Regions from separate parts of the Homo sapiens genome. Here regions 2 and 3 are each linked to region 1. A link is a contact called in ENCODE Hi-C or POLR2A ChIA-PET data. All regions are on one chromosome and are shown on one strand. The core of a region is the stretch at or near the end of the contact, and the rest is flanking DNA. Distances in the headings are between cores, read along the strand shown.

Region 1 (3,689 bases), core at 334-2,833:
TCTGTCTAAATTCAAAGCAAGGACATTTCTTAAGAGTAAGGGAGGTGATGGGCTCAGGAGAGTAGAGATGGTTTGGTTCTATTTATGAAAGTACCCACTGACATCCCCACATACCCACATCCTGTTGCCCAGTCATTGCTTGTCCTTTTATTTACTCTCACATTAACTCATCCATTCATTCAACAACTGTTGAATGAAAATCTGTGTGGCAGGCTGTGGGAAATGCACTGGGGGTACAGAGGTAAAAAGCACATCGGGTAGGCATGAGATGACTGTCTGTGGCTACACAGGAAGGTAAATTTTATTTGACCCATAATAGGACGGGCCCAGTTACTGTAGTCCCTGGAATTAGCACATTAACAAAGCAAGCCACACGGCTACATCCTGATTAATCTGATTATTAAACAGATACATTTCATGATTCATGGGATTACAGTCATCCATTCTCAACCCCTACAGAGCCTAAAATCTCTCTCTTCCAGCATATGGCTCTACTTGAGTTTCTGGCACAAATCCTGTGACCTCCTCTGGAAGAGAACGCTAATTGTCCCCCAGTATCCATCTCCCTTTCTTCCATGGTAAGTGAATGTAGCTAGGTCCATAGCTAACTCAAGTAAAGAATACTTTCCCTAACCCCCTTCATGATTAGGTATAGCCCTGTGACTAAATTCAGGCCAGTGGAAAGTAACAGAAAGTGAAGCAGGTCATTTCCAGGTTAGTCCTTAAAGGGCAAGGGCATGCCCTGCTTTTCACCTTTTCCCTTCTGCTGGCTGGAATGAGGGCAAGGTGGCTGCGAGCTTATGATGTGGATGCCACAGAGGAGGGAGAGTGGAGCAATCTTATGGAAAGAGCCTGGGTCTCCTTGGTGAGTTCTTCATTTATAACTCAGGACTTTAGAAATAGCTGAACCTCCATGTAGATGGAGCAGTAGACTTAGCTAAGGGGATTTAAGAGCCATAAAAGATGAGAAAATGGTTGAGAATTTATGATGCAATTTGGAACAATGGCGGCCAAGAGTCTTTCATCCCTACAAGTGGGGAGTTTCAGCAGGAAGGTAAAGGAGTTGTGCTAGGTGTCTTCACACCTATAATTTCCTTTATTCCTCACACCAACCTTATGGAATGCATACTATTATCTCCATTCTACAGATTTTGAAAACCAAAGAGATAAGAGGTACCCAAACATGCAGTTATTGCACAGCAGAGCTGGAGTATGCACTTCTTTCTGCAGAGTGCTTGGCTCTGTTTTTTCTCTTTCACTATGAGACTTGCTCTTGCTCATGTGAGGGGGCCCCAGGCTGCAAGGAGAGCAGACACTTTCATCAGCTTTGTGGCTTAGACGGAATGAAAAGTCCCTCTTTCCTGCCAGACCACAACGTCCTGTGGCCCTGTGCCCATCAGGCACTGCCACCTTTGAGCCCCTGTGTGTACAGTGGTGATAGGGCTGAAGGGAGGGGAAGAGAAGAGAAATGCCCCCAGGCCAAGACCCTTTACAATGGAACCAGGTGCTATAAATTTCTCCAAATGCACCACCGCTCTCCACACATGCACATCTGGAATGCCGCATAACCCCTTCCCTCTCCAACCCCCTCTGCAACAATGACTTCCTGGAGCATTTTAATGACTCACCATTGTAAATAATATACTCTACCCTTTCTTGTAAAAAAAAAAAAAAGCTGGAAGTTTCTGCAAAACCAGCAAATTACTCCAAATTATAATTTCATCGAAAACACTGGGAAAAAAAACAACAACACCTTCATAGCCTGAGGTAGGAAAGGTTCAGGAGATTTATGTCTTTCCTTGAACATGTAGATTTATAACAGTGGATAATGTACATTCATTTCATCCATATTTATACCTGAATTGATGCAGAGTCTGGTATCCATTACTTTAATCTATGTAACTTGATCATCAGAAATCTGAACCATAATTTTAACACGTATTACAAAGAGTTTCTTTTGGGCTTAAAGGAAAATGACGGCAGAGAAGAAAAGCCATTAAGACCCAGCTGCAGTCACTTATTCCTGCTGCACTTCCTTCTGCAATATGTGTGGGTCTCCCTCCCCATTTCTCATCCCATACCTTCCTGGACACACACTGGCTCCCTCACTCAACCTCCAGCACTAACTGTGCTGAGACTGGAAAGGAGAGAGAAATGATGGGCAGGGCAATTCCAGGGAATTCATGGAAATAAATCTCTGAGATTCCTGCCAAACCAGAGCTCACACAGAGGCGGTAGAAATGGGCAAGTAGTAGCCTCTAGTCACTTAGTTGAAGTGAAAAAATGCAGAGTCTGATCAAAGCTTCTCTCTGACAGACAGTAGAAATTAAACCCAGACACCAGTTCTCAAAAAGCATGGCTGGCACAGAGCACATGTTCCTGTCCAACTTCTGAGCATCAAACATTAGCCTAGCTCAAAACTCCAAATTCCTGTCCTGGACTAAAGCCAAGTGGTGGGTTTTTGAGGGATCTGGGACCCAGAATTATATTAGGTGGAAGATGAAGAATGCAAGACCCGGGACCTCACTGTAGTAGGTGCATGTCAGAGAACTCTCTTGGGCTGACATCCTGGGATTTCCTAAAGCCATAAAAGCACCACGAGGGCAAGTCATTTTGTTCACTTGCATGGTCAAGGCTGGCACTTAGTAGGTGCTTGATAAATTTTGTTGAATGAAGGTCTTTGTTACAAACCATTCCAGAGCTATAAACTGTAGTGTGAGTAGATACAGTACAATACTGAAGATGAAACCAATGGGGTTTTATGACATTAAGAGTACTATTAGGAGTAATATGCAATCAAATTTATTATGGCTTTCTGTTCTTTTCTCTTCCAAATTTTCTTCCATTCTTTATCGTGTGTGTCACCAGAATGTTTCATATTTTATAAATATTTCGAGATTTGAAAGCATGATGCTATTTAATGTTCATAGCAATCCTGGGACACAGTTGTAACAAACAATTCCCATTTCACAGATGAGGACACTGAGAAGCAGAGTTTCCATAACCTGCCTGTGTTCCCCACCAGGCTTTCAGCACTGCTGTCTCCCGATTCCCATGTTCTTTCCTCTACACTGTGCCACAGTGGTGTGTTCTTGGCAGGGGTAAAGGGCAGAGTAAATAGAGAGGGCATTTTAGGAGTGCCTGGAAACAGCTGATCTGGCCCCAATTAGCATCCTGGAAGAGATCACCAACCCACAAATCACTAGGTTTGCTAAGTACTGTTCTCTAGAGCCTCCTGAGGATAGTGTTAGATTTGACACTCTCAAGGGAACAGATTCCAGCTGTCTGATCCTTGAAATCAGATAAAACAATAATTTCGCCTTATATTTTTCTGATAAAAACTGATGTTTAAGAAAGAAAATCTACCTCTAAAAAGGGGACTGAGATAACTTTTGTTTCATTAGTATTAATTTTTTACTACAGGAATGTGTATATATATATATGTGTGTGTGTGTGTGTGTGTAATATATGTACATATATAGTATATCTATGTATATATGATACATTTAACATATACTTTAAAATAAACATAATTATGTATTTAATATATAAACATACAAATAATAATAAATGTCTTTAAAAATTATAACCTAAATAAATGATTATTATCTTTTAGCAGGGGAAGACCTCCAACTATAATCTATCCACACAACTATAATCTATCCTGTAAACAACTGGGCTTCTTGAGA
Region 2 (3,562 bases), core at 41-2,540, 750 kb before region 1:
GTGAGTCAGTGGTGAGTGAGTGTGAAAGCCTAGGATATTACCATACTTTTGTTGTTGTTGTTATTGAGACAGAGTCTCACTCTGTTGCCCAGGCTGCGGTGCAGTGGCACAATCTCGGCTCACTGCAATTTTTGCCCCCTCGGGTTCAAGCGATTCTTGTGCCTCAGCCTCCTGAGTAGCCGGGACTACAGGTGTACACCACCACTCCTGGAAAATTTTTGTATTTTTAGTAGAGATGGGGTTTCACCATGTTGGCCAGGCTGGTCTCGAACTTCTGGCCTCAAGGGATCCACCCACCTTGGCCTCCCAATGTGCTGGGATTATAGGCGTGAGCCAGGGCGCCCGGCTACTGTACATTTTTATATGACTGGCAGCACGGTAGATTTGTTTACAGCAACATCACCACAAACGTTTGTGTAATGACATTACAACAGCTATGCCATCACTAGATAGGATTTTTTCAGCTCCATTATCATCTTATGGGACCATTGTTGTATACGTAGTCCCTCACTGACTCAAATGTCCTTATGTGATGCATAACTGTAGTTGCATTTTAACTCATCTGTCTTCCCTATCAGACTGTGAGCTCCATGAAAGCAAAAACCTCTTCTGGTTTTCTCCTCATTGTATTCCCAGCACTTAGCACAGCGGCTAGCAAAACATAGCAACATTTAGTCCATATTTGATCCATGAAAATGAAAAGGTGATATCCTATTCCTATAGAGAGGAGTGATCACTTACTTGGTTTTGCTGATGCACGTCTATCTCTGTTCAAACTGAAAGAGCAAGTTCATTGCAAACCATCTCTGGCAGAACTGTCACTTCTGAGCAAGTGTATGTACAAAGACCTTTGCTCATTACAAAACAGGAGTCGTAATAGAAATTAGTCCCTTTGGTTTATTTTACAATTGTATTTAATTGCTCACCATTCTGCCAATTAATCAAGCCTTCAGTTGCCCTAAGTATGGAAATTTTTTAAAGAGGTGGATTAAAGGAGAAATTGCACTTGATGGGAGAAGATGAGGCCATGGCTCTGAAATATCTTTAAGTGAGTCACAAAGTATTTTTAAACCTTAGTTTCCTCATCTGGAAACTGAGATAGTTGAACTCAGTAATCACTACTTTTCTTTCCAGGTTTATGGTCCTATTAACTTATAATTTTGTTGCACTAATGCAAGTCTCCAAGCATGCTCTTTCTGTCTTGTGTTTTGGCCAAATCAGAACCTCAGGGTTAAGCCTTTGCATGACTTTTCATATGTTGCCACCAGGTGGCAGGAGTGTGCCACAGTCCTTTGGTCTCATGCATAAAGAGCATGAGCATCAGAGGTGGACTTAGGATGGTAGCTTTCTGAGCTAGAAGGGCAGAGTCTTTGAGTTTTTGAAATAGCAAACCCTCTTGTTTATGAAAACACATTCGCTTTTATGCAAAACAACAATTTGAGGGTTAGCAATGACCATATCTAGAAATGACCAGGGACCAAGAGTTTCATGGTCCAGAATTTTAAGGACATGGTCCCCAGCCCCTGGTGATCTTCTCACTCCCACTTTATACCTGAGTAGGTCATGGCAGCCCATCACCCCAGCAGCCACTGTGGAATTCAGTGTCCCATGAGGAACACCACGGGCTGAACCAGGGTTGATAGATTTACACTGTTTCTTTGCTCCTTCCTGTCTCTTTCAGGGAAAGAGATCAGGGCTAAGCCCACCCAAATTTAGGGTCCCTAAGTCCTTTGAAAAAAAAACTTTAAACTATTTGCCTAATTATAGTAAAGTTTTACCTAAACACAAACTCAGCAAGAAAAATTGTCACCCCCTGTGATGGTCAGTTTTGTGTCAACTTGTCTGGGCCGTGGTGTGCCCAGATATTTGGTCAAACATTATTCAGGGTGCTTTTGTCAAGCATTATTCAGAGTGTGTTTTTGGATGAGATTAGCATTTAAATCTGTAGACTCAGTCAAGCAGATGTGGCCCTCCCTAATGTGGATGGACCTCATCCAATCAGTTGAAGGCCTGAATAGAACAAAAGGCTCTCCTTCCTCCAAGTAAAAGAGACTTCTTCCTACCTAAGTACTTTCTTCAAACTGCACAATGGCTCTGTCTGGGTCCCAAGCCTGTCAGTCTTCCCCCTAGAAGCTCACCATCAGCTCTCTCGCATTGCTAGTTTGGTAACTCACCCCGCAGATCTGGAGGTTTCTCGGCCTCTACAATCACATGGCCAATTCCTTAAAATAAATCCCTTTGTGTGTGTGTGTGTGTGTAATATATATAAATATGTATAGTATATATAAAATACGTATATTATGTGCATATATGTATATGTAAAATATCCCATTTCTTCTGTTTCTCTGGAGAACTCTCACTAACATACTCCCTGGCTTGCCATTCATCCTTTGGCTATGCTTTCATTTCACACATGTATACTGAGAACCTATCTAGTACTAGGCCCTGTACTAGGCATCTGAAATAGAAAGGTGAAGCCAGCTGCCCGACTTAACAGATTCAAGAACAAGGGAAAAGACAGTACAGAAATGAGGTGTCACAGAATAGAAGTCAATGTGGAGCTGGGGAAAGCTAAGAATGACCAGATGCTGAAGAGGAGAAATGTAAGCTCATTTCCTGATGATGCTACTTGTCCGCTGCAGAAAAACCACAACAATCAGGGCACTGTAAATTAGTGTGTTGATGACATTGTCAAAGGCATAAATAGCAACAATGTGGAAAGTTAGCTCCAAGCTACTCAAGCTGCCAGGAAACTACTTTCTAGAGGAAAACAGCCCCGCCCCCGCCCCCCACCACCCCCCGCCCCACAAAGACAACTTAATCTGGGCTGGTTTGATTCCAAAATTTGTGTCTTTCTTAGGCAGAACTGATTGTAGTCCCATTCAGTTTGAATCTGCCTGGATGCTCACTAACATTGCTTCTGGGAATCAGAACAAGCCAAGGTTGTGGTAGATGGAGGTGCCATCCTAGCATTCATTTCTCTGTTGGCATCTCCCCATGCTCACATCAGTGAACAAGTTGTATCGGCTCCAGGAAACATTGCAGGTGATATAGCTCAGTTTTCCGAGACTTGATTACTAAGTACAGTGCCGTTGACCCACTGTTGGCTCTTCTTGCAGTTCCTGATATGTCATCTTTAGCATGTGGTTACTTATGTAATCTTACCTGGACACTTTCAAATCTTTGCTGCAACAAGAATCCTGCACCCCGGTTAGATGCTGTTGAGGAAATTCTTCCTATCTGAGTTCGGCTCCTGCATCATGATGATCCAGAACTATTAGCAGATGCCTGCTGGGCTATTTCCTACCTGACTGATGGTCCAAATGAATGAATTGACATTGTCATGGAAACAGGAGTTGTGCCCCAACTTGTGAAGCTTCTAGGAGCTTCTGAATTGCCAATTGTGACTCCTGCACTAAGAGCCATAGGGAATATTGTCACTGGTACAGGTGAACAGACTCAGGTTGTGATCGATGCAGAGGCACTTGCTGTCTTTCCCAGCCTGCTCACCGACCCCAAAACTAACACTTGGAAGGAAGCTATGTGGACAATGTCAAACATC
Region 3 (3,421 bases), core at 455-2,954, 840 kb before region 1:
TGAATCTTTATGCTATGTTTTTGTCTAAAAGTTTTTTAGTTTTAGATCTTTAGGTCTTTGATCCATATTGAATTAATTTTTGTATGTGGTGTTAGATAAGGGCCCAAGAATGTCTTTTGTGTGTGCACAACATGTTCATTTTTATTACATTTAATAACTATTCCTATTTTAAGGCTCCCTGAGGACAACACTGCCTTAAAATCCTTTATACCCCTATAGTTCCATAAATTTAATAAGAGCTTAATGTACTTTTAAAAAAAAGAATGCTTTATGATTACTGATCATTGAATCAAATTGAAAATATTAGTCACTCTGTACCTTGATTATAGGACCCAGCATATAAGGGATTTTTTTAAATGTTTATTGAATTAAAGAATTGAATATATTCTTATTCTGAGAGATTTTATTTTCAAAGAAAACCATATTTTTTCAATTAAGTGATGTTGACAGGATTAGAAAATGAGATTATTGTATATGTTGTATTACACAATGCACATAGTAAAAAGAGAATAACACAAATACCAAAAAATAATTTCTACAGCCATTTTCAAAACAAATACTGGATTCCCACTTTAAGATGGTGAATTAAAACTGAGTTCATTTTTTTCTCCTCTAAATCTTTTTGAAGTAATTTCAAAAAACGTCCCAAAACACAACAGCTTTGGAAACCAAAACAAAGTGATGTGATAGTTATACAAAAATGATCCCAGTGAACCACGCTTGTTGGTACTTATTCCTCTGTGTAGTCTCCTCCCATATTGCAGGTGGACTTTAATCAATAAAATGCAGTGACAGTGATGCTGTAGCATTTTGGATTTAAGCCTTTAAAAGTCCTGGCACCTTCCTTTTTTGCACTCATGAAAGCGGACCATAATGTATGCATCCAGCTACCACGCTGTAGAAAGTGGTCATGTGTAGAAACCCTGGAGGATGAGATACCCCTAAGGATGAGGAGACAGGCCATGTGGAGAAGCATCAAGTTGCTAGACATGTGAGAGAAGTCATCTTGGATGTCTCCATGCAGCACAGCCTCCAGAGGACTGCCGTCCTAGCTGCTATCTATGACTGCATGAGAGACCAGAAGTGAGACCAGAAGAACAGCTCAGCTAAACTCAGTCAACACAGAGGCTCATAAGATAATAATAAATTGTTGTTTTAAACCACTACGTTTTTGGTAGATTGTACTCAGCTATAGTTCTGAAAGCTATAAAGCATCTGGAAATAGATTGACAGAAAAAAAAGAAAACACGTAAATTTTTCTGTATGAGTTCAAAGAAGAAAATTCCAAGCTCAGAGCCCAGGCACAGCTGTTAGGAGCCAGCCCTGAGGCAATTCACAGAACTAGGGGCTGGGAAGTGAACTGAAGGACTTCAGAAATTGCTAGCCTTCACTGTGCTAGATGTACTTGCTAACTGAAATTTGCCACAGTCAGTTCCTAAGCTGGGAGCTAAGGAGTTCAGTGGGATCAGTGCCCCTTCAGGTTACCATTATACATTGAATGTGTCACCTCCGCAGTTAAATCCCACAGCATCTCTTAGGATCCCAAAGTCAGAGGCTGGAATATTTGACAGTGTCAGGAGTGTGGGTGTGGGCAGAAACATCAAAACAAAGAATTAGGAGAGCTTCATTTATTCTGCTCGAGGGAGTTTCTAAACTGCCTCTAGGGAGGTGAGTAACTGAACCGATTCAAAGAGCAAAGGTTGAGCCTTACTGAGCTTGTTGTTCTCACCAAATAAAGGGGGAAGTGGAAACAAACAAAACCACAAAGGGAGAGATCTTTTAGCCAGTGCAATAATAAGAGCTATCACTTATATGCCATTTACCATGTGTTAAAGGCCACTGTTCCAGTTCACTCACAACCTTATAGAAAACCGTGGTAAAGAGGTTTGTGGTGTATGAATGGCAGCAGCCTGATCTTAGAGTTATAAACACAAGGCGATAAAAGTGACATTTCAAATCAGTGGGAAAAGAATGGATGCTCCAATAATAGCAAGTTCCTAATGCAGAAATTCGGCCAGTTATAGGTGGGTCAAATATTCCAGCTATGAAAAATTAAAATAAAGACAAAGATAAACCATGTGCTATGTTCAATTAATAGAGTGTGATTACAAATCAGTAAAAAAAATTGAGTGCCCTAAACTTGCCAAATTATATGGACAGACAACAAACAAATGAAAAATACAAGTGGTCAATAAATACACATTTGGAAATGCACTCCGTCTGGGTACGGTGGCTCACGCCTATAATCCCAGCACTTTGGGAGGCTGAGGCGGGTGGATCAATTGAGGTCAGGAGTTCAAGACCAGGCTGGCCAACATGGTGAAACCCTATCTCTACTAAAAACACAAAAATTAGTCAGGAGTGGTGGCACACACGTGTAGTCCCACCTACTCAGGAGGCTGAGGCAGGAGAATCGCTTGAATCCAGGAGGTGGAGGTTGCAGTGAGCCAAGATCGTGCCAATGCACTGCAGCCTGGGCAACAGAGTGAGATTCCGCTTCAAAAAAAAAAGAAAAGAAAAGAAAAGAAAAAGCACTCCAAGGCTGAGACTGGAAGATCGCTTAAGTCGGTGAGGTCGAGGCTGCAGTGAGCTATGATCGTCCGATTTCACTCCAGCCTAGGTGACAGAGCGAGATCCTATCTCAAATAGATAAATAGACAAAAAATAAAAAATAAAAAAGCATTCCACTTCACCAGTATTCAAACTCAACAGGAGTGATAACAACATATTAGTTATCACATATGGAACTTACAAGGAAATAATTTGAGGCAATATGCCTTATTAAATATTTAACCTTCATATGAAGTTGGAAAATGCCAAACAAGGTGATGCTGGGACAAAATGGAACAAATTGAATATTGAAAAAGATTATGTGATGAAAGTGACAATCAAATAAAGAAAAGGAAGATTACTTGGTTACATTATATTGGGACCATTAATTAAATGAAAAAAAAATCAGTTGGATTTATATCCTATACCATAGACTAAAATCATTCCAAACAGATGAGGGACTTACGTGTGAAAAATGAAACCTTTAAACAACTAGCAAGAAGTAGAGGTGAGTATTTACCTTATCTCAAGATAGGCAATGGCTTTCTGAGCACAAAATAAGGAATAAATTATAAAGTTAAAAGACTTAAGCTGGGTGCAGTGGCTCACACCTATAATCTCAGCACTTTGGGAGGCCAGGAAGGAGGATCACCTGAGGTCAGGAGTTCCAGACCAGCCTGGCCAACATGGTGATGAAACCCTGTCTCTACTAAAATATAAAAAATTAGCCAGTGAATCGCTTGAACTCGGGAGGCGGAGGTTGCAGTGAGCTGAGATTGAGCCATTGCACTCCAGCCTGGGAGACAAGAGGGAGACTCTGTCTCAAAAAAAAAAAAAAAAAGGCTTAATAACATCAATATCTATAATATAT

What was found. Hi-C counts contacts between places; a loop is a spot of excess contacts on that map. ChIA-PET counts read pairs that join two places held with the same protein, here RNA polymerase II (POLR2A). Pooled maps may share reads with other maps.
Region 2: a map with no recorded cell type shows a loop between it and region 1 (8-fold over the local background). The contact joins two enhancer-like sites. A Hi-C loop is called at or near these places in 1 of 168 maps with a recorded cell type or tissue (mammary epithelial cell), 5 of 37 single-sample maps with no recorded cell type and 6 of 50 pooled maps.
Region 3: a loop to region 1 is called in a map with no recorded cell type, with 20 times the contacts of the local background. The contact joins two enhancer-like sites. A Hi-C loop is called at or near these places in 3 of 37 single-sample maps with no recorded cell type and 4 of 50 pooled maps. POLR2A ChIA-PET finds 5 or more read pairs at or near these places in 2 of 52 experiments (BJ and PC-3).

What each region holds. Positions count from the first base shown.
Region 1 is chr9:106,418,470-106,422,158 of GRCh38, reverse strand. The region is part of intron 3 of LOC107987108 (a long non-coding RNA gene); the gene reads right to left. Among named protein-coding and RNA genes, the nearest start is that of MIR8081, 180 kb to the left of the region's middle. RefSeq lists an enhancer at 1,310-1,389. Within about 2 kb of position 1,583, at least 2 of the 41 ENCODE cell types and tissues checked have a DNase peak (open chromatin) inside an H3K27ac peak, as active enhancers do.
Region 2 is chr9:107,170,064-107,173,625 of GRCh38, reverse strand. It overlaps the pseudogene LOC644661. Among named protein-coding and RNA genes, the nearest start is that of RAD23B, 110 kb to the left of the region's middle. Within about 2 kb of position 1,290, at least 2 of the 41 ENCODE cell types and tissues checked have a DNase peak (open chromatin) inside an H3K27ac peak, as active enhancers do.
Region 3 is chr9:107,258,939-107,262,359 of GRCh38, reverse strand. No RefSeq gene overlaps it. Among named protein-coding and RNA genes, the nearest start is that of RAD23B, 23 kb to the left of the region's middle. RefSeq lists an enhancer at 3,413-3,421. Within about 2 kb of position 1,704, at least 3 of the 41 ENCODE cell types and tissues checked have a DNase peak (open chromatin) inside an H3K27ac peak, as active enhancers do.